6 separate regions of the Homo sapiens genome follow, and regions 2, 3, 4, 5 and 6 are each linked to region 1. Evidence: read pairs that join two places in POLR2A ChIA-PET (ENCODE). Cell type or tissue: PC-9. All regions are shown on one strand. Links, peaks and the distances in the headings refer to the core of each region. The heading gives the core; the rest is flanking DNA. Region 1 has its middle 210 kb from the start of TFCP2L1. Region 2 overlaps GLI2 (GLI family zinc finger 2). Region 3 has its middle 23 kb from the start of GLI2. Region 4 overlaps CLASP1 (cytoplasmic linker associated protein 1). Region 5 has its middle 160 kb from the start of TFCP2L1. Region 6 has its middle 41 kb from the start of GLI2.

What was found. Peaks named below come from ENCODE experiments on the same cell type or tissue, not always from the same donor. Only the 100,000 strongest peaks of a DNase experiment are listed, where the experiment ranks them.
Region 2: POLR2A ChIA-PET joins it to region 1 with 16 read pairs; 7 of 35 experiments call an interaction of 5 or more read pairs at or near these places.
Region 3: POLR2A ChIA-PET joins it to region 1 with 23 read pairs; 11 of 35 experiments call an interaction of 5 or more read pairs at or near these places.
Region 4: POLR2A ChIA-PET joins it to region 1 with 20 read pairs; 2 of 35 experiments call an interaction of 5 or more read pairs at or near these places.
Region 5: POLR2A ChIA-PET joins it to region 1 with 26 read pairs; 5 of 35 experiments call an interaction of 5 or more read pairs at or near these places.
Region 6: POLR2A ChIA-PET joins it to region 1 with 11 read pairs; 19 of 35 experiments call an interaction of 5 or more read pairs at or near these places.

Annotation. Positions count from the first base shown.
Region 1 is chr2:121,072,578-121,077,888 of GRCh38, forward strand. No RefSeq gene overlaps it. Among named protein-coding and RNA genes, the nearest start is that of TFCP2L1, 210 kb to the right of the region's middle. RefSeq lists enhancers at 1,832-2,682, 2,265-3,164, 2,683-3,534 and a silencer at 2,576-2,870. In PC-9, for the core only: no CTCF peak of the experiment used is centred there; DNase peaks (open chromatin) are centred at 2,654 and 4,514; H3K4me3 peaks cover 1,720 bases.
Region 2 is chr2:120,910,557-120,915,867 of GRCh38, forward strand. The region is part of intron 2 of GLI2 (GLI family zinc finger 2); the gene reads left to right. Among named protein-coding and RNA genes, the nearest start is that of GLI2, 180 kb to the left of the region's middle. RefSeq lists enhancers at 752-1,695, 3,987-4,760, 4,761-5,311. In PC-9, for the core only: no CTCF peak of the experiment used is centred there; no DNase peak of the experiment used is centred there.
Region 3 is chr2:120,710,588-120,715,898 of GRCh38, forward strand. No RefSeq gene overlaps it. Among named protein-coding and RNA genes, the nearest start is that of GLI2, 23 kb to the right of the region's middle. RefSeq lists an enhancer at 1-527. In PC-9, for the core only: no CTCF peak of the experiment used is centred there; no DNase peak of the experiment used is centred there; H3K27me3 peaks cover 3,286 bases.
Region 4 is chr2:121,487,586-121,491,585 of GRCh38, forward strand. All of the region lies in intron 8 of CLASP1 (cytoplasmic linker associated protein 1), which reads right to left. Among named protein-coding and RNA genes, the nearest start is that of CLASP1-AS1, 41 kb to the right of the region's middle. RefSeq lists an enhancer at 1,857-2,066. In PC-9, for the core only: no CTCF peak of the experiment used is centred there; a DNase peak (open chromatin) is centred at 1,896.
Region 5 is chr2:121,126,421-121,131,731 of GRCh38, forward strand. No RefSeq gene overlaps it. Among named protein-coding and RNA genes, the nearest start is that of TFCP2L1, 160 kb to the right of the region's middle. In PC-9, for the core only: CTCF peaks have their summits at 2,547 and 2,752; a DNase peak (open chromatin) is centred at 2,491.
Region 6 is chr2:120,692,633-120,697,943 of GRCh38, forward strand. No RefSeq gene overlaps it. Among named protein-coding and RNA genes, the nearest start is that of GLI2, 41 kb to the right of the region's middle. In PC-9, for the core only: CTCF peaks have their summits at 3,162 (motif pointing right) and 3,361; a DNase peak (open chromatin) is centred at 3,179; H3K27me3 peaks cover 2,520 bases.

The sequences.
Region 1 (5,311 bases), core at 575-4,574:
CGCTAGTTCAACCCCTTGGAGTTGGGGGAAGCCCAGCTACCCTTCTCTGGCTTTTTTTGCGGGAGCGGTCTCAGCACCAATGCTTGGAGTTTGGGAAAATACACAGCTCTCCAGAGTGATGGGGAGCAGGGCTTCCCCGACTTGGTGGGGGCCAGTGATACCAGCAGCCACTTTTTAACTTGATCAAGAGCACGACTGCTATAGCCCAGTCATTGTATCCTAAGGGACAGGCCGCTCCCGCCTGATTGTATCCCCAACAAGGAACTAGGCCAACGCCGTACAGCCCACGTCAATTCCGTCCCTAACCCCTGCCAGCCTGGAGTTCCTGGGGGCATCACCCTCTCTCATCTGCAGCAACCACGTGGTGCCTCCTGCAGGAAAGCCCAGCCTGGCTCCCACTGCCCATTGCCGGGCTGGGCTCCACTCAGGCAGCCGCTGCTTCCTCTGCAGACCTTTTCTCTTCTGGGCGGGACAGGAACCCACGGCTGCTCAGGCACTGTGCCCCACTACCCCCTGGTCTTTGCACATGCTGTTCCCTCTGCCAGGATCACTGTGTTCCACTTTCCCACGTAGTCTGCAGAACCCGACCTGACAGTTCCCATCCCACAAGGGTTTCCCATCTCCTCCCATTCCGTTCCTACAGGCTCTGCCACCTGCACCAGTCAGAGTTCAGAGAAGTGGAACATTGGGACGTGAGAGGACATGCACGCGCACACACACACAGACACACACACACACACAGACACACAGACACAGAGACACACACAGACACACACACAGACACACAGACACACACGCACAGACACAGAGACACACACACAGACACACACACACAGACACAGACACAAACACACAGAGACACACACGCACACACAGAAACACACAGACACACAAAGACACACACACATAGACACAAACACACACACAGAGACACACACATGCAGGAACATACAGAAACATACACAGACATACAGACATACACAGACACACACACGCACTACACGGACAGACACGCGGACACCAACACACAGACACAAACACACAGAGACACACACACGCAGACACCCACAGACACACAGACACAGACACACACGCAGACACACACAGACACACAGACACACGCAGACACAGACACGTATACACACAGACACACACACAGACACACAGACACACCCACAGACACACACACAGACACACACACATACATATATAGACACGCACACACACACAGATACGCACAGACACACACAGATACATAGACACGCACGCACACACAGATACACACAGACACATGCAGACACACAAACACGTAGACACACACACACAGACACACACAGACACACACACACACGACCTATTACAGGGACTTGGCCTTGTGAAACCTTGGGCACTGGCCACCCCGTCTAAGGGAACTGCTGCTTCTCCGGTGCGTGGAGCTGGCAGGGCGGGCGTGGGGAAAAGGGGATGACCATGAAGTGGGGTAGGAGGACAAACGGAACCTGACAGGCTGAGCTGGAACTCCCACCGGGAAGTGGCAGACCCCAAGTCAATCTGTCCCCTGCTCTAAGCCTCTACCTTCGAGGATGGGCACCCCGTGGAAGAAGCCGGCACTTTCATGAACTAAGCATATACCTGGCCTGGGAGTCAAGAAGGCCACAGGAGGCTCTGGCTGGGCTGGAAGAGCTATGCCCCAGCTGCCTGGACACCAAATCCATCTCCTGAGATCAGCAGCACCTGCGAGTCCCCTGTGTGTTGGGAGGCACTGGCCCCTCTCGCCTTCTGAGTGTAAAAGGAAGACATGACTGCTGCTCCCTCTGCCCCTCCCCTGGGGCCCCAGATAACCCAAGCCTGTGCAGGGAAGGGAGTTCTGGGTGCTGCAGTTCAGCTCAGCTAGGCTGACCGGACACACATCTGTCACACCACCCCAGAGCCTAACCCATGCCGGGTCCTGGAGCTACTCCCGGTGGTGGCCACACTTCCTGCCTCCAGGAAATCCATCATCTCCTGGGAAAGACAAGTCAAGAGACAAAAACACCATTGAATGTGCACGGTGAGGTGGGCAATAGCCATGCAGGCCTGACGGGGAGAATGTGTCCCGTACCAGGGGAAGACTGCAGTGGCCCCCAGGGATGGAGAGGGCCGAGGTCCCGGGGAGGGGGCAGCTGTGCCAGCTCCAGGGCCTTCACTTCTGGGCCTTGGGCTGATGATGCTCCCCTGGGGAGGGCAAAAGGGAGGACAGCGAGGAGCAGGCTTTGGGTGGGACCAGCTGGGAACAATACCTGTGTCTGCCTTGCCAAGCCTCACAATTCCTATCTAGAAAATGGGGTTGTTGGGAGAATTGAAGATAAAATATATACAAGTATTGCACTGGACCTGACTCTCCCCACCCCAAAGTTGACCATTCCCAAAATTGACAGTGTCGTTATCTAGGTCCTAAAAAATCCAAGGGAGAAATGAGATTTCCTGTGTCTTCCCAGAAGCTACGCCACTGCTCTTGAACTTGGGAATTGCCACGAAGTGCAGGGGGTGGGGTGGACACGGAGGTCTGTAGGGCCGAGGAAAAAAAACACGACACAACTGGGGCCTTCCAGGGTCTCCCCCGACCCCTGTTCATCCTGCCTGCAGCACCTCATTCCCAACGAGGGCCTGCAGCCAGCTCCTGCCATCTGCCATGAGTTATAGAAAACAGGCAGTGATTAATCAGCCAGTCAACGCCGCGTGCAGCTATCCTCTTTCATTTATCTGCCCCCTGACCCCCCCAGCACAGTCCACGCAGCAATAGGCAAGTGTATTAATCATACGCTTTAAAAATATTTAAAGGAGGAGCTGAGCCTGGAGCAGAGTCTCCTTTAATGGACTCATTTTCAGCTGAGGGTGAGTATGCTAATTAGGAGATAAAACAAACGGGCTGTTTGAAATGCAAATGAGCTGCTGGGAGCACTTCTGGTCCCTTCCTTCCCTGCCGCCTGTTTGGGAGGCTAAATCTTATTTCTCCCAGCCGCTTCCCGCCACCGATTTCTAACCAGAAAAGATAGTGGCTGATTCTAAAACTGAGAGGTACTAGGTCGTGTTTTCACCGCCCCCCCTCCCCGCCCCCCGCCTTTGCCCTGGATCAAGGAGCAGAGAGGACAAAAGTTGCCCCAACTCCAACTCCAGCATGAAAAAACCCCAGCCGGGAGGGGAGGCGTGGCTGCTCTCCCCCCATCTCCTGGCACCCACCCAGTCCTCCCCATCTCTTGCCAACCCTGCCCCCTCAGTTTCTCTCCTCTCCTTTTCCTCTGCCTCTGCCCAGCTTGGCGTTTCCCAGCTCGCCTCCCTGCCCACCTCCTTGCCCTCTCCATTCCGTCAGCTGCTAGCAGGAGCCTCGGGCACAAATCCAGAGCCTTCCTGGCTGCAGCCTTTCCTGGGGTCCCAGGCACCACTCCCACCTACCACCCAGTCTAAACCCCGCCTCCTGTCCCCGCTGCCCTGGGGCCCTCCCTGCCCCATCACAACCACACACCTGCTATTCCCTCCTCTGGGCTTGGGGAATCCTAGTGCCCCTGCTTGGAGCCTTCCCTCCCACCTCCCGTGGCTGGCTCCCCAGCCCTTCAGGACTCAGGGCGCATCACCTCCTCAGGGAAGCCCTCAGACCTCCTGGTGCCTTCGTGATTCCTGGATCTGGCACCTGTCTTGGGTGTGACAAAGCATGTATGTGTTTGTGGATTTGTCACCCCTCTTCCCAGGACCTAGGGCTCCTTGGCGCAGGAGCTGTTTTCTCCCCTGCCATGCGCCGTGCCTGCTGGCACATGGCTAGCATCTAGTGAGTGCACACTGAGTTGAGTTGATTGCTAGGAGGCCCATGAGCTCCCTGCATCCCCTGACAGGCACTGCACCAGCCTAGGGAGCCCTGGCAGCTCGGGATGACCACCTGCTCTAAGGCAGGTCTGGAGAGGCAGAGAGGAGCATTCAATCCAGGGGCCACCTCATTTAAGATACGCAGTGTTCCACCTGGAAAGACGGCTCCAAGTCCACCCCTGCCAGTGGGGCTTGTCCCAGTGCAGCGTCTGCTTATTCTAGGAGACGGGAAGAGTGACCTGCACTGTCAGGCAGGGTCAGACGCTGCCTCTTAACTTCGCCGGCTCAGACTCTTGGCTGGTTCAGGTGTGGAGCTTCCAGCCCCAGCCCTACCCAAGCAGTCCCCAGGCGTCTCTTCAAGATTCCCAGAACCCAGGTGATCACAGTCTGGCTTCCATCTGTCCTGGGCACAGCCGAGCAGGAGCCCAATCATAATATCGGGGCATTAAATATTTAAACATTGTCTTCAGGTAACCGCCCCCCGCCCCCCGCCCCCCGCAAGTCTGAACTCTCTCCCGACTCAGTCCAGTTCACTGGTATTCTCATTCTCCAACTCCTTATCAAACTGTGTCTCAGGTGGGATTGTCTGGGAAGCAGACGCTGAGACGGAGTGAGGGGTGCAATAGCGTAACGGGGAGCACCACCTGTAAGAGGAGAGGGAAGAAGCAAGGTGGGCGGGGCCGGCCATCCTGATGCATCCTCCCTGCACAACCTGCACCTGCCAGCAGAGGGCGCCGGAGCAAAGCGCGCCCGTCCCATCTCAGGAGGCCTGTGGCCGCGGAAGGGGCCGGGATGGGGATCATTGCCCTGCTCAGTCCTTGCTGGGGCCACCCCAGAATAGTGTGCCTTCAGCTCGGAAACAGGCAAAGCCAACAGCTGGACCCCAGTTCGCAGCTGGGCATCAGTACTTTCTTGAAGGGAAGTCTAAGCGGCCATCTCCTTGGGTCTTAGCTTGAGTTCCCCTGAGGAGAAAGCCTGACACAGGCAGCAGGGAAGAAAGCTAGGGGAGACCTTCCAGAGTCTGGGATGCATCTCAGAACCATCGGCCTGGGGATGAAGGAGGGAGTTTTGCCCAGCTGCTTCTGCCCCTGCCGCTCGAGGGTGGCCCCGTGGTGTGGCCCCACACTTCCAGATACACAGGCGTGGGTGCTGAGCAGTTTCACCATACCCCACATGGGCCAGGTGCAAGGTGCTGTCCACCCCAGCTGTGTGAGGTTGGCCAAAGCCACGTGGAACTGGTCATGCAGCAGACAGACATGGGAGACAGCAGGTTGAGGAGGAGTCGGGAACATTGAGAGTTTGTTTGGGGACCCCATTAAAGTTGAGGTCTTATATAAACATCCAATCGCAGAAGGATGCATAGTTACCAACCTGTAGCTCAGGGAGCTGCCGGGCTGGAAACATACACTTGGGAACCACCTGCTTATGGACAACATGAAAAGCCATGGCCTGGATGAGTTCACTTAGGGGCAGA
Region 2 (5,311 bases), core at 657-4,656, 160 kb before region 1:
GGGGACCCGGGGTGGGCCCTTTGCCATCCTCGCCGCCCTAATTACACAAGCAGCATGCTAACAACCAGCATCCCACACGTGTTGCAGGGGCGCCAAGCCACGGGCAGAAGAGGGGCCCATTTTTAACGCCAGTCAGAATGTTTTCGGAGCCAGGCAGAATGATACATGGGGGTTATTAGCAGCCACCAGGAACACAGCTGGGGAAACAGATAACTCCCCTCCCCTGGGTCCCTCCCGGACTTGCCTCTGACTTCGCTGGGTACCTGGGCAGCACTTAGATGCCGCTGCATGGCAGACCCATTCTGTTTTAAGGGGTTACATTTCCTTTTGGAAAGACCACGAATGAAGTGAAAATACCAAGGCTGGCCTTGTGTTTCCTGGAGTTTGTTGGTGCTCCACCTCCTTACCAGGGCCTGGGTCACAGAGTACTGCTCCCTCCTCCATCACACACCTGTGACCCTTATTACACCAATGCCTGGCCCAGGCTGCCCTGAGGGGGAGTGGGCACCCAGGAGAACAGGGGATGAGTCGGGCAAAGACTGGGACCTGGGCCTTCCCCCGGCCTCATTTCTTCTTCCTGGTCCAAGAAGAGCTCATACCGCCCTACCCTACCCCACCCATGTCTGGAATTTCAGAGAAATGGGCATGAGGTCTGGCTGTGACACAGATTAGCCATTTGACTGAACCAGGGCAAGTTACTGAACGCTCCTGTGCCTCAGTTTCCTCATCTCTAAAGTGGAGATAATAGTAACAATACCTTCATCAATTGCTATGAGGATGAAATGAGTTAACAAATGCAACATGCTCAGGAAGGCTCCAGTGTGAAGGAAGCCCTGTGCACTGGCTGTTAGAACCACTGCGGTTTCCAGTCTCCAAGGAAGGGCCAGTGCGTGGCTGACTCCTAGAAACTGCTCTGTCTCCTACTGCGGCCCCGAGCAGCATGGCTTTCTCTCCTCGGTCCTAAATTAATTTAGACTGACAGTCGGTAGCTACTGGCCACCCTTGTTATCCTCGGGTTCTGTTTTCCAATAGTGGGAGGATTCACTCATTCATGTATTCATTCATTCACTCACTGGGCACATACTCCTCACCTCCTCCATGCCACTCGCTGGGCTGGTCGTTGACTCAGAGGAAATGGTGTGGAGGGAGTATCGTCTGCCTGCGGTGGAGGGGGGTGGCAGAAGAAAGGTCCAGGAAGCTTCCTGGAGGCAGGCTCGTGTGGACTGGGGTTGCTGAGGGCAGGCTGAGTTGGCATGATGAGGATGAGGGGGTGTGGTGGGGAGGGGCTTTCTAGGCAGGGTGGAGCCTAGGAGGCATGGGGTCTGCAAGGCTGTCATTTGACCCTGGGGCTGGGAGAGTCTGTGGGGCAGGATCTGGAGGTCCTGAGTGCCAGGCTGGGGCTCTTGACTCCATTCTGCTGGCAATGGCAGGACCTGGGGACCACCTGTCAGTCACTCAGACCCTCCTCCTGGTCCCCCTACTGAGGTGTGACTGGACCCACAAAGCAGGGCCTTTGCCCACAAACGCCTCGGATGAGAGTGCACAGGCCAGGCTGCTCTTGGGTTTGTGGAAGGGCAGCTCTGGTTTCTCCGGCCCCGAAACACATTGTATTTGGGAGTTTTCCCCTAGATCTTAAACCCTGTTTATTTAAAAAGAAGTAGACTCTGTCTGCTTTTAATTCACATGCTTAGCTCATCAAAATATTGTTTTGCAAGAGGTTTTTTTTTTTTTTTTTGATGTCAGGAAGGCTTTGGCATGTTTTCCTCCTCCCTTTCTTCTACAGTCTTATTCTAGGAAATAAGATTCTGGGCACCGCTCAGGGCTGGAGGGTTGGGTCATGAGACCACATATTCTGTGTCTCAGTTTCTGAACCAACAAAATAGGGGAGCAGGCTCTTCCCACGGATTCATGGACTGGCCTCCAGTCCTGCTGGTGGACACCGTATCCCAGCAAAGAGAAATACTGTTTCCATGCGCCACAGTGGTCGTTGGTGGGGAGAGTGGGGAGGGTGGTGGGAATGGCATGTGCTCCAACCATCATTCAGTTAACTGGGTCCAGAATCACACGGGCAGGGAGCCAGGCGTCCGAAAGTGTAACACGGCTTGCCCGGTGTTTCTCCACGGTCCTGCCGCACTGCCCCTCATGACCCCGGCATGGGCTTTGCTTTCTGCGGACCCTCTTATTTGTCGAAGATCTCGGGAGTCCACACACCCACTCCCGTGTCTGGGAACACTCCAAGCTTATCAAGAACGCAGCGGGCAGCAATCCAGGGCAGAACAAGGGAGGTGCTGTCGACCAGCTCTGCGCGGAGAGGTCAAGGGTGTGGAAGGGTGGGGAGAGAGGCACAGGCTGACTTAATCCCTTGGGCGGGGCACCGGCCTCACCCACAGAATCGCAAGTAACCCTCCTACGATTCTGGGAACGTTTGTGAGTTAAATGAATGGAAGGGAGGGAGGAAAGGAGGGAAGAAAAATAACTGTGTTTTCATCAGTAAATGTAAGCGACCAAATAGAAGTCTGTAGGAAGCTAAGATTCAAAGGTGAGGAAGGACTGAGGTTTGGGGAGAATTCTCATCACCATATTTTGTGTATTGATGGGACTTTTACTAAGCTAGACTAGAATTCTGAAGCAGTGGAAAGTCAATAATGATAACGAGTTAGGCCTGAGCTGTTCAGTAGGGTAGCCGCGAGCTGTGTGTGGCTGAGTGCTTGCAATGTGGCTATCCTAATTGAGATGTGCTGTGAGTGCAAGATAGGTACCAGGTTTTGAAGACGTAGTAGGAATAAAAGCATGTAACACATCTCATTAACAATTTTTTTACTGGTTCCATGTTGAAGTGATAGTATTTTTGACGTACTGGTTCAATTAAATTGTGTTATTAAAATAATCACCTGTTTCTTTTTAGTTTTTTTTAAATGTGGCTCCTAGAAAATTTACAATAACATATGTGGCCCACATTGTATTTCTGTTGGCCAGGGCTGCATTGGATGAGTGGACACCTAGGGAAGATTCTAGTCCAAGGTAGAGAGAATTGTAAAGGATCCCTTTGAGTAACATAATTATTGGGACTGACAAGAGGCTCCCAGAAAGTGGCCCTTACGGGACCTGCTTGGATGAAAGAATGGAGAGCATTTTGTCATTCCCCTGTTGATTGCAGAAAGACAGTAAGTCCAGCCCCAGTGCTCGTTTGCTTGTCCAGGTGGCTGATTCCGCTGCCCGGTTTTAAAGGTCATTGATTGTCTGTGGCAGGCCCTGCCTCAGAATGCAGCCTGGAATAAAGAGGTGCCTTGGCTCAGCCTGGGAAACCATCACCAGGGCCTGGTGGAGACCAAATGTGGTGGCCTTACTGTCGTCTCAAGAGCTATGGCAGAGTGCAAAGCTGGGACTTGATGCTCTCGGCAGGACGCAAGGCAGGACCTATAAGCCAGATCAAGAAACCTCTTGTTGGGCTCTGCAGGGAAGGGGCTGGATGCTAGTTAAGTACACAGAATGGCAAGTGACACCTTCACGACCCGTGGGGACCAGACAGAGGAATGGCATGGTCATCCTCCTGAAAGGGAGAATCACCTGCGACAAGTGGGCTTCTTGCCGGGGACCAGTCAGCATTGCAATAGCTAGCCGACAAGGTCCCTGCCAGCTGACGGGGTCGCCAGTGTATACTGTCAAATGAGTATGTCAAGGGGCAGCAAGATTTTAGGGGAAAGCCTGAATCCATCCCAGGCCACCTGGCCTAGCCCTGGCCTGTGACAGGTGGAAGGAGCACTAGGGCCTGGGCACCGTCTCCTCCAGCTCCTGGGCTGGATTCCTGCTTTCTGCATTGGATTCTGCAAGGTGCCAGGGTCCCTGGGAGCCATGGTCCTCTGGGCTTCAAATCTATTGCATTTTGCAGTGGGGAGGCTGCACACTACTTTTTTAGAAACCTTCTGTGACCAAGACAGAGTTTTCAACCTTAAGCAAGCTTGACCAGCCCTATTGTTTCTTCCAGCCCTAAAATTCTCTAATGTGGGACTCTACATGTCTACCCAGACAGACAGGCAGCCCCTCCCATTCCTTGTGATGGCGGGGATCTCCCAGGTGTCCCTCTGGAGCTCACCCCAGTCTCCCACCCCTTGCTAAAGGGGCAGGAGCCCAGCAGAGGGGTCTGTAGGGATGGCCACACCGGCACCCTTCGGGGCCCTACTGCGTGCCTGGCCCTGCACTAGCTCTTCTCCACTTCACAGTCTCCCTCTGACATGGGTCCTGTCCCTATCCTCATTTTACAGATAAGGACACCGAGGCACAGGAAGGTTCGGTGAGTCAGCAATCAAGCCAGACTTGGCTGTGGCACTGGCGGCAGCCTCAGCTCTGTCCAACAGGACACTATGCCGCCTCTTGTGGCCTGTCTCCTGTCACTTCAAGGCCACTGTTGCAGGGAACAGATCCCATGACTGCCTGGCTCCCGAGCGGCCAGACCCAAATGGCACGGGGCTGGCCTCTCCCGTGGCGTTGGCTGGAGCACACTCCTCACCCTGGAATGTGCAGGTCCCTCTGCATCCCTACCTGCCCTCACCAGGAGACCAGTCTCAGAACTCTGTGCCTGGTGTGGAGTGGCTGTGCTGGCCCCAGCCCAGCACACTCTCTCTTTCGGCAGCTAATTTGTCAAGTAACACCTCAGCCTGGGGTGGGCAGTGTGCGTGGGCGGACCCAGCAGAGGCCACGGGTCCTGCTAGGCTGTGTCTGCAGGGCAGGCCTGATTGCGTGAGTGGCCTGGGCCTCAGCCAGCCGGACACCAGCCAGCTCGTGGTGTTGGAATTTCCTGTCTGATTTTAATTCCTCCCCCCACGTTTTTCCCCCAAGTGAGACAGAAGCACTTTTTAGTTGCACGTTGTGGAGTGGCCATTCAGGATATTATTCTTATTAAATGCTTCCTGTGGGGTGGTGGCTGGGCATCAGGAGGGCCTCTGGAATTCTCCTGTCCTGTGGCTTATTATTGAAAATCATGGTGCCATTTGCATAAGGCCCTGGGGAAGGAGGTTTTCCATGATTCGTGCTCTTTTGGTGCTTCCTACCTCTGATGCTTAGGCCAGTGACTTCGTCCTCATTTGCGAACGAACACCTGGTCACCTGGGCTCACGTGGCTGAAGGGCTGGCCTTTGAAAGTGTCAGGATCTCAGAACAGACCAAGGCTCCCTAGCAAGGGGAGAAAGTCCCTGGCAGCCTCTCCCAGCCCTGGTGTGCACTTTCATTCATGTACCATCGAAAAGCACAGACCCCTGGATGCCTTCCAAACCTGCATTCCCAGTGGCACCCAGACCCCTTGCAGCTGCTGCTC
Region 3 (5,311 bases), core at 254-4,253, 360 kb before region 1:
ACAGGGCTCTCCAGTGTGATTCATGAGCACGCCGAGGACAGAGCTAAAATCACACAGCAGGGTCAGGCGTGGTGGCTCACCCCTGTAATCCCAGCACTTTGGGAGGCCGAGGCGGGCAGATCACCTGAGGTCAGGAGATCGAGACCAGCCTGGTCAACATGGTGAAACCCGTCTCTACTAAAAATACAAAAAAAATTAGCTGGGCGTGGTGGCACATACCTGTAGTCCCAGCTACTGGGGAGGCTGAGGCAGGAGAATTGCTTGAACTCAGGAGGTGGAGGTTGCAGTGAGCCAAGATCACATCACTGCACTCCAGCTTGGGTGACAGAGTGAGACTCCATCTCAAAAAAAAAAAAAAAAAAAAAATTCACGCAGCAGGTCCCTGCTGAGGAGGCCTGGGAGCCAAGTGTCCTGGGAAAGAGAACAGACAAGAGCTGAAGGCCTACTAAGCGTCAGATGCTGGGACCTTGGTCCTATGGTTGAGAGAGGCAGAGCTGCTATTACCACACAGCTGTGTGTCCCAGGAGATGTGCTAGAGGTCAGTACAGAAGAGACAGTCGAAGGCAGAAGGGACAGGGGTGGGAGGGCCCTTGGGAACAGTGAATTTTTGAGCTGAGCTTCCTTAAAAGAAGACAGGGAAGGGGATTACAAACAGACGGGTGCCCTGATCAGAACCCTGGTCCTTGGAGAGGGTCATAAGCATTTCCCACTCTGGAGGAGACTGGGGGGATTGTGGAGCTGGGGGCCTAGGCCAGCATGGGGCGGGACAGACAAAGAGGAGAGCGACCCAGCAGCTGGGCTTAGGAGGAAGAGGCGCAAGGACTCTGGGTTAGTTGGATGTGCTGCATGAGGGAAAGGAAGGGCACTAAGGGAACTCCTGGATTCACCAATCATGCCCTGTCTCTTCCTGAGCTCCTCATTGGCAGCATAGGATTTCTAGGTTGGAAGGTTCTGGGGCTGCAGTCTGGTCCAGGGCTATGGTTAAGGGACTTGTCTTGAAGCAGATCCACTGTTTTATGATTTGAATTGACTGTTTATTTGGAGGTAGGAAAGAGCAGGGGGAGATGGAGAAAATGGAGTCTAGACTCCCCCAAACTATCTAAAGTAAGCCCTCTGCTAGGTCGTGGGATTCCCAAAACTTAAGACATTGCTCCTGCCCTCCAGGGCCTCACAATTTAGTAAGAGAGACACACCAACAGATCATCAAAATGTAAAGTGTTGAGTGCGTCAGACAGACACACATGATGGCATGGAAGCTGTTGGAGATGGGCTGTGATCCAGGAGACGGGTTGTGGTCCAGGAAGGCTTCCTGGAGGAAGTGGTAATCAGTTAGTTTTACAGCTTTCTGCCCAAGGCGTTGGGTGTGGAACTTGGCTGGTGATAGGGCTGTTTACTGAATCAGAGGAGCACGCTTGGGGAGGAAGATGTCAAGTCAGTTTTGTACAAGTTGAGTCTGAGGTTCCTATACAAGCCAAAGTAGTGATGTCCAGAAGGTATTGCATAGAAGGGTCTCAACTAAGTACCCCACTGACAGTGACACGGCTGGCTGATGGCAGAATTGAGCTTCAAATCCAAGTTCAGTGGTGTCAAAGGCCATGAAGCTGTTCTGGGCCCTTGCAGAGACAGCCCTTAACACGTGCTTGCCAGCCAAACTAGCTTTGCACCATCTGGTCCTGAAAAGCCTTGCAGAGAGCCTCTGAAGGTGATCCACAGAAGGGAGAGGATTTAATTGATAGGAACCAAAAGGGCAAAAAATGGCTTCTATTAGCATGAGCTCATGCTCTCTTGTCTGATTTCCTTCTGATGATGAGATAAGAAGGGAAGATGGCAGAATTTCAAGTTACACCCAAACCACCAAGAATCTTTCTGTCTCCAGCACCCACAGGATGTTTCAGATCAGCTCCTGCCGTTCAGCCCCAAGCCTGCCTTCGCCCCCGACATCAGCCCTCCCCGCTACCCTCCCACCATCACTCCACCCTCAGGGGCCTCCGCAGCCTGCTTCCCATGACTGGGGTGGGCAGGATCTCAGAGAAGGGCCAGGAGGCTCCGCCCAACCAGCTGCACCCCTTCAGTGTTGTGTCTGCTTTGAGGAGAGGGAACCTGAGGCCCAAGTTGCAGGGACTTAGGTTTGGCACAGCCAAGCCTCCAACCCTTCTCTTTCTTAGGTCATCAGCCCTGGATATCCAGCCAGGACAGAGCCAACACCTGTGCCAACACCTGGAGCCAGGTGTCCATCAAGAAGGGACCAGGGTTCGGGAGGTGGCAGCATACGAGCTAAGCCCTTGGCCACGTCAGAAATAGGAACTATTGTTTACTTAATTTTTCCTCTCACGATGAACATTTGGCTCCCAAAAAGTAACTTTCGATTTTTTAACAAAAACCAAATTTTTCATTTTCCCACGACTGTACTATAAGATGTTTTTGTCTCCATTTTTACCAGTGGTCTCTGCCTTATTAAACAGGAATACCCTCAGGGGACCCTATTTAGAGCTGGCATGTTGGCTGCATACCTGTCTTCAGCAGCAGGAGGCTGGCGTCTCTGCAGGAGGCTCCTGCTATGCACTCATGTGAACCACCAAGCCCTCACCCTGCCTCAGTGGGCCACCCAGTCCTGCCTCCCTCAGTCATGGGCAGAAGGTTGGTCGGGGGATATTAAATGGGCAATCGCCTTGCCAGCTTGAGCCAGTTCCCCACCCTGATGTCCTCTACCTGAACACACAGAATTCAGGGAACATCCCCGGGTTCTGATTCAGAGGGTGGGGGTATGGCCTTTGATCTGCCCCACCCCCAGTTCCCTGAGGCGTTTTAATTATACTGCCTCTTGCTATCTTCCTGCTCTGCTGGATGAGCCTCTCTGTCCTCTCCCCTGTCCCTTAGTTCCCGACACTGAGACAAAAACTGAGTGCAAATTCTTTATTTGGCAAGCTGGAAAACACCAGTGTGGTGCTTGAATTAGTAGGCTGGGGCTGCCATAACAGTGTACCCTAAACTGGGTGGCCCAACCAACAGAAATTTACCATCTGACAGTTCTAGAGTCCAGAGTTCAAGATCACGGGGTCATCAGGGTTGGCTCCTTCTGCAGGCTGTGAGGGAGGACCTGCTCCATGCCTCTCTCCTGGCTTCTGGTGGCTGCCGGCCATCTTTGGCATTCCTTGGCTTGTGGATGCAACACCTTGATCCGATGTCATCTTCCCATGGTGTTCTCCCTGTTTCTGTGTCCCAGGTTCCCCTTTTTGAAAGGCTGCCAGTCATACCGGATTAAGGCCCACCTTCATGATCTCATCTTAACTTTAACTGAGCTAATTACATCTACAACAAGCTTATTTCCAGATAAGGTCACATTCTGAGGTGCTAGGGATTAGGACTTCATTACGTAAGTTTTGGGGACACAATTCAACCTGCAACAGGGGTGAAGGGAGACAGGCAGGGAAGGGAAGCTGGTGACGAACTCTTATCAAGCAAGTCTTCATTGTGGGCAGCTGGGATCCCACGGGCAACTCTGAAAAAGTGAAGAACCTGAGGGGTGAGGGAGCTGAGGTATTTATCTACCAGCTCCCATGTGCCAGTGGTGGAAGCTGCTGCCATGAGACAATTCCCTGCGGCTTCCAGCTGGTGTGCAGGCAGAGTGGCCTCCAGTGTCCAGAGAGACCTCCCAGGCAAACACGTGGAAGTCAGACCCAGGCCAGAATGTACATAATGGAAAGGGTCAGGGAATGTGGGCAGGGTACCCACATAGCACCTCTGCCCACTGCCCCAGTTCCCAAAGCTGTCCGGGTCATGCAAGTCCATGAATACAACTTAGCAGTCCAGACCATGACACTGGGCTGGAGTGATGATGAGTCTCACGGTTCCTCACCAGCCCTGCCCAGACTTGATCAATATTCACCATCAATAGGGCCACACCTGGTGCTTCCATCTCCTTTGGGGGAATTGCACTCATAGGGCACCCATAGTGCTTCTGTCCCCAAATCTCCACAGAGGCCCTCCTGAGGCATCCCCTGGCCATGGTCATGGCCAGCTGGTCTTCCTTGCTCCCATACATATTGTTTGACACTTGCCTTTCTTCTTGGATGCGTTTCCATATCAGCATTAAGATCGGTACCATTTGTTTCAAGGGCTTTGTAATAGCCTGCCCCGTGGATGTAACATGATGTGTTTAATTATGCTTCTGTTGAGGAACATATACATTGTTTCCATTTTTGCTATTATTAGGAATGCCACAGAGGACACAAAGTACACTGATCCACATGACAGGTTTCCAGAGGTCCAAGTGTTGGTGAAATGACATCCACCTACTTTAAATGTTGAAAGAGAACCCCACATTGCTTTCCCCAAAGTTACATACCCACCTGGAGAGTAAGGAATGTCTGCTGTGAGCACACAGCATAGGGAGAGGCAGTAGCTAGAGTTCAATGACAACCGGACTTTTCCACACTGCACCAGAAGCTGTGGCAGACACTGGACCCAGGATGTGTCCCCAGACCTCCCCTGTCATATGTGCCAGCTTTACTGTGTTTTCTCGTAACTTCAGACCACGTGTGCACTTAGTAAACATCGTATTTTTCTTTTAAAAGGGAAAATTCCTGGCCAAGAAAATTTTACGTCACTTTTACAAAATGAAAACCAGTCTGGGATCCAAATCCCAGGTGAGCTGCCATTTACAGAACAGCAGGTCTGTGTTGGGCTCCGTGCAGATATTATTTTGCTTAATTTTCACCACAAATCTCCAAAGCAAGGATTAGTATTCTTCCCTTTTATGCAGATGAGGAAAGTGGGGCTTGGCATTTCCCCAGCCTCAGATCCCCTCTCCTGGAGTTCTACCCTCAGCCCAGGCCTGGCCCCTTGGACGGTCACGCCCCGGCTTGCTGCTGACTGCTCACTTGGATCTGCAGAGCCAGCCCATCCCTGGACAGTTTCCCTGAGCTGCCCACACTGATGGTCTGTGCAATCAACGTGCCCTCACATATGCCCAAACGACTCATGTACTCATTTATTCATGCAGTGTTCACTGTTGGTTCTTATATGACAAGCATTTCTGGCAGGCTCTGGGCCAAGCGCCGTGAACAAAGATAAAGTGGTGCCAGCCCCTGCCTTTGGGGAGCTTATGATCTGAGAGGGAGGTGGATACATGTAGGGGAAGACGAGAGGGCATGTATGGGAGCTTGGGAGAAGCATCTAACCTTGTCCATCCAGAGGGGAGAGTCAGGGAGTCACCAGGGAGCTTTCCAGGGGAGGGGAATTTTGTAGGGGGCGAGGGAGATGCACCCCAGGCAAGTCAAATAGTGCATGGAAAGACAAAGAGAATGAAAGG
Region 4 (4,000 bases), core at 1-4,000, 410 kb after region 1:
ATGGTTAGGGAGTTTACAGAATATCTTTCATTTTGGGTTTGCCTGAGGCTTCTGCCATGTTTCCACAGAGCTTATGGGGCTTTGGGAGGAAGACCACAGAGGTAAAATGCCATTCTCATCACATCCTATCAAGAACACCCACCACACTGACCGACTAGGAAGTTATGCTCCCCTCCTTTAGAATGGGATATTTGCATAAATGATTTGGAATAATTCTGCACAAGAGGTTCGTCTCTTCATCTCCATTTACACACTTTTCAATCATTTTGTTTACATCGTATGGATCATTAACATTTATTTTATACTTTGGGTTAAAACTCAACAATACTTCACTGTGTTGCTTAAAGCATTCTAGCTTTGGCTATTGGAAGCACTTTCAGTTGACTCCTGTGTCTCTCAGCAATACCCCCACTGTTGTTTTGTTTTGCTTTTTCTTTGATTTTTTCAACCACTTCCTTACTTTCTGGCCCTGCGAGATACACTGGCTCACCTTGCTCCAGCCCTAAACTCAGCCATTTCCCCAAGGAGCCCTGGTAGTGTTAGTGACCAAGATCTGGGTACTGGATGGTTTCTTTTTACAAGATCTTAGGATACATTTAATTCTGCATCTTGTTTTCTTAGAATACCTTTCCATATCTACACAAAAAGATCAACTATATTATTTTAAACCTCAGTTCAACCTTCATACCTCCTGTTATGAGATCACCTAGAGCTGCCACAGTGGATGTGTCCCTGTATCAATAGGATGAGATTGATGTGCCAGGCCCAAGGCCCCCTCACTGGCTCCTCAGCAAAGGGACTATCATCCCCAATTTGCACATGAGAAAATGAAGGTGGACAGCCATGCTGCCAGTCCCAGGTCACAAACTGCCCATGCAGAGGTGGCACTCATACCCAGTCTGAGGGATTCCAGAGCACTTGGCCTGACAAAATGGCTTTCTGGAATAAAGACTTGTCTAAGACAGCAAAAACTAGGGCTCTCCCCTGTCCTGCAACTAACCCAATTATAGAAAACCCAAAACCTTCAGTATCTGTGTTCAAAAGCTGCCCTACCTACTCCTCATGGGGCTGCTGTGAACTTCATAAAACAAAAAACGCAGGAAAGTGCTCTGAAAACACTAAAGTACTCTACACACCTTGGGAGACCTGCTGCTGTTATATTTTGCAGATTTTTAATGGTCATGAATTAATACATGATTCAGACATACCACTTCCATAAGAAACAGTATTTTAATCCTTGTTTCCTATCACGACTGCAGTTACTGAGGGTAAAAGTTACCAAAGCATGTAAGCCTGAATTCCAGGTGATAGTGACTAAGGAGGCAGGCAATTTGAAAAAATATATCAAGTGAAAGAATCGTCTTTATTTTAAACTCAGATTCAGGAGGCTATCTCCATGGCTTTTAACATGAAAAAGCTGACTCTCATATTATTTTGACCTGTTGCTAAATACAAATGAAAATATCACAACTTAAGTCAAATGCTACTTGTAAGTGACACACTTTCAAATCCTCAAAGGAAAGGCTCTGAGAGAGGTTACTTCAGAACATGAATTATTTAACTCTCCTGCCCAGGTATTGATTTCCTGCAGCAGTTTAACCTGAAAATAGAATATGATACTTAGGTATGAAATAAAAATATTATCACTGTATACCTTAAATTCTCAATTAAAGAATACAAATATACTTTAAATTCTCAATTTAAAAATATGAGCAGAAATGTGGCATCTTCCAGTACTTTCAGCCCAACTTAACCAAATTTAAGAAAATAGCTATACAAACCTTTAATAATCCATTACAAAATAAACACTGAGCAGAAGTCCTGGATGTGTGCCCAATTCCCCACAGCAGGAGACAAATAAACACTTGTTACTGTATGCAATTTTACTCTGTGCAATACCTGTTTCAGTAGAAGAGTCTGGAAATACCCTTTGAAGACAACAAATTAAGAGTCTGCCAGCAAAACCACTAGGAAAGCAAGACAGTGATACAGGTTGTTCCCATCACATCAACTGTACCCTATACCTTTAAATGCAAACCCTGTTTACACAGAATCTTTTAAAATCACTTCGATATTGGCCAAACCTGAGAAAAAGCTCTGTGGAAAGACTGAAACCTAATCAAGAAGATTTTTTGTGAGCAATACTTCTTTTGTAGTTTTCCTGTACATTTTTGCATTTTAAAAATGCAAATCTTTTAAAGGGGAAAAAAATAAACAATGACTTAAGACAGAAGCAGCATCCTTGCACTGCTATCATTTATGCTTTTCCTCTATACCTACTGGGAAAACTTAGAAATTTCTAGCCAGTAGATTATTTTCAAGACCACTTAGCGTTATTAACAAATACCTTGCAATTGCAAATAGATTTATGTTCATAACCCTCATACTGTGAACATAAGCAGAGAAAAATTAAAAGCCCATGAAATAAACAGAAGATAAAAACACAGCTAGCCTCAGCCTACTGTGCCTACTTCCTCTCTCCTAGTCTTAGAAGGTTAACATTGATGTTTATTTCCCTGTAGGTTTCACAATTTTTCACTGCTTAAATACCAACAACATTCATAACAATCTTTCCCATGTTTCATCCATGATTTTTAGTTACCACAGGAATTATAAAATATTTAAGCATTTCCTAGCCAAGCAGCAATAATTATAAACACTTTTCAGAATATATTAGAATAGCCTACCTTTCCCAGTAGTCATGATTGTCAGTAATCCTGGTACCAAATAAAAACACTGCTCTGAAAGCTATACCTACTCACAGCAACTTAAGCATCAGCAAACTCTCCACCCACACTTGTTCAGTGTGATCCGGCAGCACCAATGACAACTGCCACCCTATTCCAAAATAAAAGCCTAGACTAACAATGATTTTGTAAAAAGGGTTGGGGGTTGGTGGCTGGGGGGAGGTGTGAGCCTTCTCCATCCAACTCTACTCATTTAAGAGAGTCTTCTTTAAAAGTGGTATTAAAAATTTTTAAACCAGTTCTTCCCCCTCAAGAAAAAGAATATTCCTAACACAAATCTTAAAAAGAAAAATATCAAAAAGCAACCTTATTTCCACACAGAAAATAAAATAAGCTGTCTGCTGCAGCTTATGCGACTTATGCTGCCATCAGAAGCAGTCTCTTCCAGGCTATTTTAGGTGGGCTTCTTAGCACAGCTCAACACATATGCCAGCCTTGTAACAAACACATTATCCTTGTATTCGTGACTATGGAAACACTTTCCTAAGATACTGAACCACTATCCCAAACCTTGTAATATGCATAGTCTAATAAACAAGCACTGGGAGAGAGTGTGAACCTAGAATTGGCACCTGATCCACTTATTCACAATCATTGCTTTTAAAGGATAAGCATGGATAATAATGACTTGGCTTCTTAATAAAGAAAAGACAACTGATTTGCCTTTAAATGAATGCTTTGTCCTAGCCACACTGGGCAATAATTCAGATCTTATCTAACAGAATCTGTCAATGGTCTGTTTTCAGACTTGCACAGGTATTTCTCATTTCCGACAAAGTAGAACTGATACCTGTAATATTTTTCAAGTTATAGTTGTTTAAGTGTAAAACCATAAAGCAAAATGCATTTGGCAACAAAATGATACCCTGTACATTCATGTATAAGAGCCAATAATGTTATGATTACTTGTTATCTACTTTATAGTTTTATTAGCAAATAAATATTGGGTCTTTTACTTCAGCTACAAATTTATTATAGAATTATCATGGATTTAACCAAGATGATAGTTTGTATCTTTCCTCATAAACATGTTAGCTTTGCTCAAGAAACTCAAAAGCATGTGTATTTTTTAACCAAATTAATGTTCATGGGCCTCGCTTCAATCAAATCCAATTAAAGATCATTAAGTGGTTGCAGATAAAGGACACTGAGTAGTCCATAATTACTGGGTCTTTCATTCTGAAAATCCAATTCTCCCATGAGCATAAGCACATCTGCATGATTTAAAAACTTACAAATAATTTGCTTTTTGA
Region 5 (5,311 bases), core at 595-4,594, 54 kb after region 1:
GGTGTGAGGATGAATGAAAGGATGACAAAGGGCCACTTGGAAGCTTCTGGAGGTGAGAGACATGTTCATTATCTTAACTGTGATGATGGTTCCATGGGAGTATATGGATGTTAAAAATTAAGTAGTACACTTTAAATCTGTGCAGCTTATTGTATGTCAATTATATTCCAGTAGAGCAGTTTTAAAAGAGAAATCCCCTTAATTCTAAAATGTTTTAAAATTCAGCGCCTTCTTCCTGAGGACTGTGTCACAGGTTGAAGTGACTATGTTGAGCGCCTTGTTGGTGTCTGGATGTAGCACATTTCGTGACGGTTAGATCCTTCCCCATCCTTAGGTGATCAAGTTGATTATTGCCCGATGCATTTGTTGAAAGCACATCTAGTGAGTTCCAACAAGGTGACGGACATGTACTGAGTGCTGGGGCCAGAAGAGCTAAGTCCTGCCCTCCAGGAGCTTCATGCCAAGGGGCCAGGAAAGACCTCCAAGCAGGGACCACATAGCGTGGTTAGGCCTGTCTGGAGAGGAGCCCAGGGCAGCCCCCTGAAGAGGCCAGGGGGCCCAGAACCCCAGCTGGCAATGATCAGTTTCTTCTGTTCAGACTCCTCTGTCAGGACCCACTGCTCACCCAGTCTGGTGGACCTTGTTGGCCACCGGAAGAAGGGCAGGCTTTGGGGCACACTGCCGGCACTTCCTGACTGTTCATATGTACCTGAGTTTGGCGAACCTTGGGCTTTTCAACCTTTAATGCATGTATAAGCAAGTATTGCCTTCAGATTTGGGTTGCTGTTTTTCTGGTTTTCTTTTTAGTTTTGATTCCTTTTTAGCCAATTAGTCCTTTTCTGAGCTATAATAGCAAAAAAATTCAAAACAAAAATGTCCAGCAATATGGATTTTGTTTAATAAATTAGACTGAGCTTCAAAACAGCAGGTAGGATGTTCTGGGGTGGTGTGGTGATGTGTGTGTGCATGCACACTCAGGAGCCATGAGGTGTGAATAATAATTTCTCTTTTGTACTCTTTTGCTAGTTGACATTTTCTATGCTTGGAAATGATCATGTACCACTCTAGTATTAAGAGGAAAATACTGAAATAAATCACACACAGAAAGAAGTCCATGGAACCATATCTGTCCACCCCCAGCTCAGATCACCATCATCTCCTCCATGACCTGCTGCTGCCCTGGCCTCCCAAATGCACCCCCTCCTACCCCCTATCTCTAGGCCTGTTCTGTACCCCGAGAGATCTTCACAAAATGCAAATCTGATCACATCCGTCTTCTGCTTTAACGCTCTCTTCTGGCTCCTCTGGCCGCAGAAGAGTCTCCTCCATTTGTGTGGTAGACCAAGCCCTATGGACCATCCCTTCCCATGTCCAAGCTCAGACCTCACAGCTCCCCTGAAACCAGGCTCTGCCTGGAACATCCCAGCCTCTTTCTGCCATATGTGTTGAGTGCTGAGGACATTTGGGGTTTGCTCTGCTGGAGCTGTTTTCCTGACCTCGCCCTCCCTCTGTTCTCAGCAACCAGTTCCTTGCCCTGCAGCTCTGAGTCGAGGTCACTTTCCTTTGGCGAAGCTGCCCCTTCTGTCCTGGGTGCGCCCATGGCCACCATAGCCCATCCACCTGAGTGTGCGACCTCTACCTGTACTTCCTGCCTCCTTGCCTGGTGCCTCCACTGGCCTGGGAGGGTCTCACTCGTCCTTCCACATGCTGCTGCCTAGGGGATGGGGCTTATTCACTGCTGTCTCCCTGCACCAAGCACAGCTCCTGAACTAGAGAAGGTGGCCAACAAGGTGCTCCTGGGGAATGAATGAATAAGGAACCCCTAAGAATGCATTCGTGTGAATCCTACTCCAATCAAGTCCTCTGCTTTGAAGAGTTGTTTTTGTTTTTTATTCTGTTTAACTCTTTAATCCCCTGGTGATATTGCCCTCTCCTAAACTTCTGTAGGATCTGCTGAGATACTGCTTATTTGACCCTTTCCCTATACAGGTGATTTTAAAAAGCTGTGTGAGCAAGAAAGTAAATGAATGGGGGAGAAGGAGAAATGAAAATTTAAGCTGAAAACAGGGCACAGTCAATACATAAAAACATGCATTATAATGCTAGAAGTGGGCTACTTATGTGATCCTGAGCTTCCTACTGGTCAAAGAGGGAAAATGGCCAGCCTCAGGGTGCTCAGATTCTATAAGATATAAACAAGCCAGTTATTTCAAAACATAGACTTTCCTGAATCTGAAATCTGAAAGTAATTTCTCTTGTGGTTTCAAATAAAGGTGGTCTAATGGGATGAGGGACAATGTCTTGACCACATGGTGAATTTCTGTAGCTCCTTCTTAAATAGCATCTTCAAAGCACTTGGTTGGCATTGTGGCAAAATGTAGCAGCAAACTCACCCATCCAGGCAGGGGTCAGTCTAGGCAATACTGGCTTATCAGAAACAAGGTGTGGTAAAAGCAATGAGCTCACAGACCCATACGGAAGCTCCTTCTCAAAGAAAATCCAGGAAGTTGCTGACAGCAACGATGACAGGCGCCGCTGGAGGCAGTATTGCCCATCTCTAGAGGGGAGATGCCTGGGAGGAAGGGCAGTAGGCATTTGGATGAGAAGGTTCTATTGTGTTTATTTTCTTAAAGGAAGGTCTTAGTTTATGATGCTGTGTCTTGTGTCTGGGCAGGTGCCTGTTCTGCAAGTACAGAATTCCAGCACTGCAACTTTGCGGCTTGGGCAAGCTACATTGCCACTATGAACCTCAGTCTCCTCCTCTGGAATAGAGACTGGTAAAAATTCTCGCTATACAGGTTGGCTGGGAAATGCTAAGTCTTACCCTCATGAAAAGACAAGAAATTGCAACATGAATCTGATGGTGAAACCCTGGCGCATGTCTCTGGCATGGACATGGGATGCTCTCTCTGAACCAGCATCCCAAGCGCAGTCCCCATGATTCTTCAAGCCCTCCTGGGCCCCAGGTAGGAAACCAGACATGCAGGCTTCCCTGAGCAGGTCAGGGGCCTGCCTGCCTTGACTGGCAAGCCTGGAAAGGAATTTTAATCGAAGTTCATTAACATTTTTCTCCTACTTCTTGAGGATTTGCTGTGTGAGTTTAGAGGAATGTTATCTCTGATAAGATGAAGACAGGGCCTGTGGACAACAGCTCCCTTGCTCTCAGGGATCCCCTGTTAGATGCTAAGCATGTACAACCCCCGCCCCTCCGCCGCCACCAGCTAGTCCCTGCACCCACTTTCTGGCCCAAGCTATTGGGGCTGTTAGTTCAGGCCTCCTAAGAGCTGTCCCCTTGGCACTTCTGTGAGCTAGAAGGGTGGGAACCGCAGTGCTGGATCTGTCTGCAGCCGCCTGTGGCTATGGAGCCACATTTGTTCAACTCCTGATCCATCTGCTAGCAGTGAACCTGCTGGACACCACCTGGGCACTTATTCAGGGTCACAGCCCCGTGAGGTCAGCACTGTGCTTTCCTGGATTTTTCAGAGGAGGGAACTGGGGCCTGTCTGTGGCCCAGACCTCAAGCCCAGCAGGTGACTGGAGGCCCCGCTGGCACAGCCACTCATCCTCATGCTGGCAGCCGTGGGGTGGCCTGTGGGGTACACTCACATGGGCACAGATGGGTCACAGCCATCAAGCAGATGAGCTGGCACTCGAGCCCAGAGCTCAGGCCCTGTGCCTCCAGGCTGCTGGGCTGTGTCTAGAGCTGCACCAGCCAGTGTGGCAGCTGCTAGACTACACACTAGCCCTATTCCCAGCCCTCTGTAGCCACATCTGGCTACCATGTCCTACAGTGCAGATGTAGAACATGTATGCCCATGATGGCAGGAAGTTCCAGTGCACAGTGCTGAGTAGAGTGCCTTTCCACTTGTTGGGGGAGGTTGGGGGAGGATAAGGGGCTTGGTGACCAAGGTATCGGGGGTAGGGAGTGGCACACACCTGTGGATGCATCACCAGGTCAAGGCTGCTGGACCCTGGGCCTATCTGGACCTACCCAGCCTGCCTCAGCCTTGCTCCCCTGAGCCAGGATCACCCCCAAAGCCCTGTGCTTGCCCCCTGCCCTCAGGAAGGTTGGGGTTGAGCAACTGCTTCCAGTGATACAAGGTCAGCAGTTTCTAGCCAAGCAGGTCTGGGCTGGCCCTCCTGTTTGCAGAGCTTAGCACCCCTGTGGTCCCATGGCCAGCTGGGCCTTCACCCTCCAGATGCAATCAGGCACCGCGGCCCAGCGCCCTGACTCCATCTGCACATTTGGGACCCTCCTCCCACCTCTCAGCCAGAGACAGGCAGCTGATAATGAGGACAGATCACAGAGAGCCTGGCAGAGCCCCCTGCTTCTGTCAGGGATGGCCCTGGTCATGGCTTTCATCTTCCACAAGCATGTGTGTATGCATGTGTATGTGTGTGTGTGTGTGTGTGTGTGTGTGTCTGTGTATGTCTATGTCTATGTTTGTGTGTGCATGTGTCTGCGTGTATCTCTGTGCATATGCATATGTGTGAGTGTTCCTGTGTGCATGTGTGTGTGTGCATGTGTGTCTCTGTGCCTGTCCTGGGCAGGGTTTGTGGGCTGAGGACACTCTCTCTCATTCCCCTTCAGTATGTGTTACGGGCAGGGGAGCCTTTGCATCCCAGTCTGTCCTGCAAGCAAGGGCTAGGGCTTTAAAGAGTTCCTGCACAGGCCGGGCACAGTGGTTCACACCTGTAATCCCAGCACTTTGGGAGGCCAAGGCAAGAAGGTCACTTGAGTCCAGGAGTTTGAGACCAGCCTGGTGAACACAGTGAGACCCAGCCTCTACAAAAAATAAAAAATAAATAAATTAAAAAAAAAAATTAAATAAATAAATAAATTAGCTGGGCACTGTGATGTGTCCCTGTAGTCCCAGCTACTCAGGAGGCTGAGGCAGTAGGATGGCTTGAGCCTGGGAGGTAAAGCCTGCAGTGAGCTGAGATCATGCCACTGTATTCCAGCCTGGGTGATAGAGAAAGACCCTGTCTCAGAAAAAAAGAGTTCATGAAGTAACCTCCAGTATGTGAAAGATGATAATCCTGGCCTCAGGTCCAGGTAGGCCACATAGTAAAATGGTGACAGTAAAGATGCCTATTGCATAGCCCCACTAGGGGATGTAAAGCGCTTGCATAGCGCTTGGCGCATGCTCCGTAAATCTTGGCTAGTGTTGTATTTTAAGATCTCCCATCATTAAATGCCACTAGGAGCTGGAATTCTGCAAAACACTTTATACACATTCTCTCCTCTAATCCTGCCTGCACCGTAAGAGGTGCGTGTTATGACTGCCTTGGTCCCATTGCCATAGGCTGA
Region 6 (5,311 bases), core at 817-4,816, 380 kb before region 1:
GGGGTTCCCAACTGCAGGGATCCCATAGTGGGGCACCCCCTCACCCCTCCTTCTTCTCTGACTGGCCCTCAACTTCCTCCCCACCCCACTCCCAGCTCTAGCACTGACCGGGAAGGGGTGATTGTGTGCAGCCCACCCATCTTAGAGGCTGACTGAGCAGTACAGGCCCACATTTCCCTCCACACCAAGGTCTCAACCTCACAGCGCCCCAAAGCCTTTCTTCCAGCCCTGCTCAGAAGTTAATCACTTAGGCATCTCGCCACAGGCTCTGTGGAGTCATCGAGTTTGAAGTCAGGAAAAATCCCAAAGGTGGCACCTATCAGCTCTCCCAGCAACTCCAGACCTTCTCAGACCCTGGTTTCGGACACTCAGCCAACACCTCTGACTGTGCCTCTGCCCTGGGTCCCACACCCTCTTCCTGGCACCGGCATCCACTCCTGAGTTAATATGCCCATTGCCCAGCTCTGTCTACTAGTGAGGAGCACAGTTAGGTCCCAGTCTTGGATTTTTAAATACCCTTCTCCACTCAAAGAACCAGGCCTCCCTGGAGAAATAGGTGGTTCCAGGTCTGGGCTGGAAGAGACAAGGCAAATCTTGGATGTCTGGTGCCAGAAACAAGGGTGTTATTGAAGACTAATCAGGGCCAGGATAAACAGACATAGGAAGTTGTCTGATGGGTTTCCACTGACTAATGCTGGGGCCATGAGGACATCAGAAACAATACTGATGGAGATGACACATCGATCTGCCTAACATCACCCTAACCAGGGGATGTCACCAGCATCACTGTTAGTCCAACAACCTGGCCTCATGTGCCTCTGAAGCCATGCACCAAGAAGGACCCCACGTTCCCCACATAGGATTTGTGCAGAAAACCTGATTCTAGTCACGAAGGAAAAAGACCCAACAGAGTCAAAGTGAGAGAATGTCTGCGAAACAATTGATCTGCATGCTCTGAAAATGTCAATGACATGAAGATTTCTTTTTTTAAAAAAAGGCTAGAGAATCCTTTTAATTTTTTTTCTTTCCTTTTTTTTTTTTTTTTTTTTTGAGACTGTCTCTCTCCATCACCCAGGTTGGAGTGCAGTGGCACAATCTGGGCTCACTGCAACCACCGCCTCCTAGGTTCAGGTGATTCTCCTGTGTCAGCCTCCCGAGTAGCTGGGACTACAGGTGTGCACCACCATGCCGGCTAATTTTTGTATTTTTAGTAGAGACTGGGTTTCACCATTTTGGTCAGGCTGGTCTCGAACTCCTGGCCTCAGGTGATCCACCCACTTTAGCCTCCCAAAATGCTGAGATTACAGGCATGAGCCACCACGCCCAGCTAAATCCTTCTAAATTAAAAGGGACTAAAGACAAAAAACCATAACCAGCAAATGTAATATGTGATCTTGATCGGATCCCAGCTCAAAAAAAAAAAAAAATCAGCCATCAAAGACATTTAGGCGACAACTCTGAAAATTTGAAAATGGATTCAATATTAGGTATTACTGAACTGTTGGTGACTTTCTTAAGTACAGTAATGGTCTCATGGTTACAGAGGAGAATATCCCTATTCTTAAGAGATGTCTGTTAAAGAGGGTGAAATGTCACCGAGTCAGCAACTTTCAAACTGACCCACACACATAAAAACATGTGTGCATGCGTGTGTGTGTGTATCTACATATATCTGTGTTACATCTATGGAAAAGGTGGAAAGGAACCAAGCATGACAAAATATTAAGAATTGTAGAATCTAAGTGACATAGACCTGTTGTTTCAACTTTTCTGGATGTCTGAAACCGTTCAACATGAGTTTTGGGAAAAGCCCATCCTTCCTGTTTTCTAAGCAGCAGCTCCCAGAAGAGGCAGGAGCATTTGATAATGTCCTCGGTAATGATTTCATTATTGATTTCATTAATAAGACATCCTGGTGGGAAGGTGTTCTCCAGGCTGCCTGGAAAGGGCTTTTGACGCTGACTGGGCTCAGATGGGCAGAGAAGCCATGATCAGCCCCTCTTCCTTGGGCTGTACCAGGGTGTCAGGTTTGAGGATGTTCCTCCAGCATCCCCCCACGCCCACACTCCCACCTGCTCCAGTGGCAGGGGCTCGGGGGGAAGGCCTTCCAGCCAGTACTCTGATTCAGGGCACTGACATCGCACATGGAAGGAGGTGGGGACAGCCTGGAGAGCACATACAAGGCGCCCCTGTCTCCTGCTCCCAACCATGGCTGGTTGCGCTGATGTCCTCACACTGTTCTTCTCACCACCTACTGCCCAAAAGGAATGATCCTACGAGGTAAATCACAGAGACTTGTTGGCTCAGGTCCAAAAGCTGCCAGGTGGCCACCCCAGAACGCCCCAGGCTTATTAGATAGCAGCATTCCAAGCAGGACCCCAAAATGCTCCAGACAGTGCTCCACTGCTGGCGCCTCTTGGAGGGTCATCTGTTTCTCAGAGGAGAGAGTGTCCCATATCACTCCACAATGTGTCCAAGTCCCCTGACTTCTGTTCTAAGGCATAAAGAGCCTAGGACCCATTGGACAGGTTGGGGAGTTGGCAGAACTTCTGTGATCTCGTGGAGAAGCCTCCAAACCTGGCCTCCAAGGAAGGCGGTTGCCTCTCCTAAGGGAGTAAAAAAGTGAGAAGGCCCCCCATGGAAACCCGTCAGCCCCCAGAAGACCTGGGTTTCTTTTCTTTCCTTTTCTTCTTCTTCTTCTTTTTCTTTCTTTTTTTCTTTTTCTTTTTTTTTTTTTTTTTTTGAGACGGAGTCTTGCTCTGTCGCCCAGGCTGGAGTGCAGTGGCGCGATCTCGGCTCACTGCAAGCTCCGTCTCCAGACCCGGGTTTCTTACTCCTTCAGTCCACGTGGCCCCTATCCTTCCCTTCTCTTTCTCCCATCCTCCTGATCTCTGGGCATAGAAAGCCCTCTCGGGAAGAACACCGCAAATCTTCCGGTCCTGCAGCCTCACAGCTGCGTCTACTCCGCTGGGGGGCTCGGGGAAAGAGGAGAGTCCCGGAGGACAATGGAAATAACGAAGTGGGTGGATGGCTAGAGGGTGGAACAGAGTGACAATTCTGGCTCCAGTCCTCAAATTGCTCTGAGCAGGGCATTCAAATTGGATCCCAACTCCAAAAGTGCATTTTAGCAATCCGCCACCAGGTGGAAGAGTCGAATTAAGAATAGAGTCGCTCCACTGCCGTCCTCCGACAGCAATAGTCGGGACCGCAAAAACCGCGGGACGGAGATCTGACCGTAGAGGGAGCAATGCGCTCTCAGCTCAGCGTCATATTTCCTGGAGTATTTTGGCCTTTGCATCCTGCAGCCCTCTTTCTGTACCAAGGGGAATAACCCAGCATTTATTGAGCATCTACAGCATTTCAGACACAGTGCTGGGCCCCGGACAACTATGAGCAAATTCCATTTGCAGCAGCCCCGCAAAACGGCATTTGGAAGCCTATTTTGTGGCAGAGGAAGCCAGGCAGAGTAACGCCCCGCTGCTCAGTGGCAGAGGGGGAATCAGAAGCCAGCCGTCTGCATTCGAAGTCCAAGCTCTGCCCAGCACACTTTGTGCTGCGTCCTAAAAGCACGAAATGGCAGGGACTGCTCGGCTTTCCCCTTCCGTGGTGGCATCAGAAACGCGGCTGCGGCCCAGCGGCAGAAAGCAGCTAGGAGTGCAGAGGGATAAGCTGAAGCCTCTAAGGGAAAACACCCCAAAACGACAGCTAAATGGCACACTGCAAACAACAAGGCTCACGTTGCATGTCATTTCAGCACTTCATTTTATCTCCCCGTGGTCTCACCACCCCCTTGCTTCCTCCCATTTTGTGGAAGAGCAAATTGAGCTCCAGACTGGTTGAGTTTCTTGGGTAAATGCCTGAAATCTCACACTCAGACTCAAGCCTTCAACCCTAGCATCTGATTCGTAGCCTCAGGACTCTTGTTCTACACACTATATTGCTTCCCTTGGCTGCTTACGTCAATGTGGCCATCACTGAGTCCCACTAGAACCTGGTTCCGGGTTAGTGAATTCAGACAGGATGGGTGGCCAGGCAAGGCAAGAGAGATGGGACAGGGGCTGGGGAAGGGAGGGAGGGGCTTCCCAGAAGAACTGGAGAATTTTGAGGGATCTTCAGTTCCAAGCAGCCCCCACTAGGAGAGACTGGTGATTGGCAGGCCTGGATTTTAATTCTGGCAACACCACTTACTAGCTTCTCTTCTCTTTAGTTTTCTTTTTTCTAAGACTTGGGGTGATCATCATGGTAGGTATCTCAAGAGATTTTCTCAGGATCAAATGTAAATAAAATGCATTTAATCACTCACACCAATTAAGATGGCTAACATCAAAAAAGTAGAAAATAACACGAGTTGGCAAGGATGGAAAGAAATTGGAACTGTTGTGCACTGTAGGTGGGAATGTAAAATGGTGCAGTTGCTATGGAAACCATATGGCTATTCCTCAAAATATTAAACATAGAATTACCGTCAGGCATGGTGGCTCACATCTGTAATCTCAACATTTTGGGAGGCCGAGGTGGGTGGATCACTTGAGCCCAGAAATTCGAGACCAGCCTGAGAAATACGGTGAAACCCTGTCTCTACTAAAAGTACAGAAAATTAGTCAAGCATTATGATGCATGCCTGTAGTCCCAGCTACCCAAGAGGCTGAGGTGGGAGGATCACCTGAGCCCAGAAGGCAGAGGCTACAGTGAGCTGTGATGATGCCACTGCACTCCAGCCTGGGCAACAGAGAAGAATCCCGTCTCAAAAAATAAATAAATAAATAAATAAAAATAGAATTACCATAGGATCCAGCAATTGCGCTTCTGAGAATATACCCAAAAGAATTGAAAGCAGAGATAGAAGAGATGTTTGTACACTGAAGTTCATAGCAGCATTATTCACAATAACCAAAAGGTACAGCAACCAAAGTGCCCATCAACGGATGAGTGGATAAATACAATGTGACCTCTCCATACAATGGAATATAATTCAGCCTTGGAAAGAAGGAAATTCTGACACATGCTAGAACATAGACCTTTGAGGCCATTATGCTGAGTGAGATAAGGCAGTCCAAAAGGACATATACTGCTGCATTCCACTTATGTGAGGATCCTAAAGTAGTTAACATCATAGAGACAGAAAGTAGAATGGCAGTTGCTGGGGGCTGGGGAGATGGGGAACTAGGAGTTGCTGTTTAGTGGGTGCAGAGCTTCAGTTTTACAGGATGCAAGAGTTCTGCAGATGGATGGTGGCGACGGTGGCATAACAATGGGAATGTACTTGATGCCATTGAACTGTACAGTTTAAAATAATTAAAATGGGCCGGGC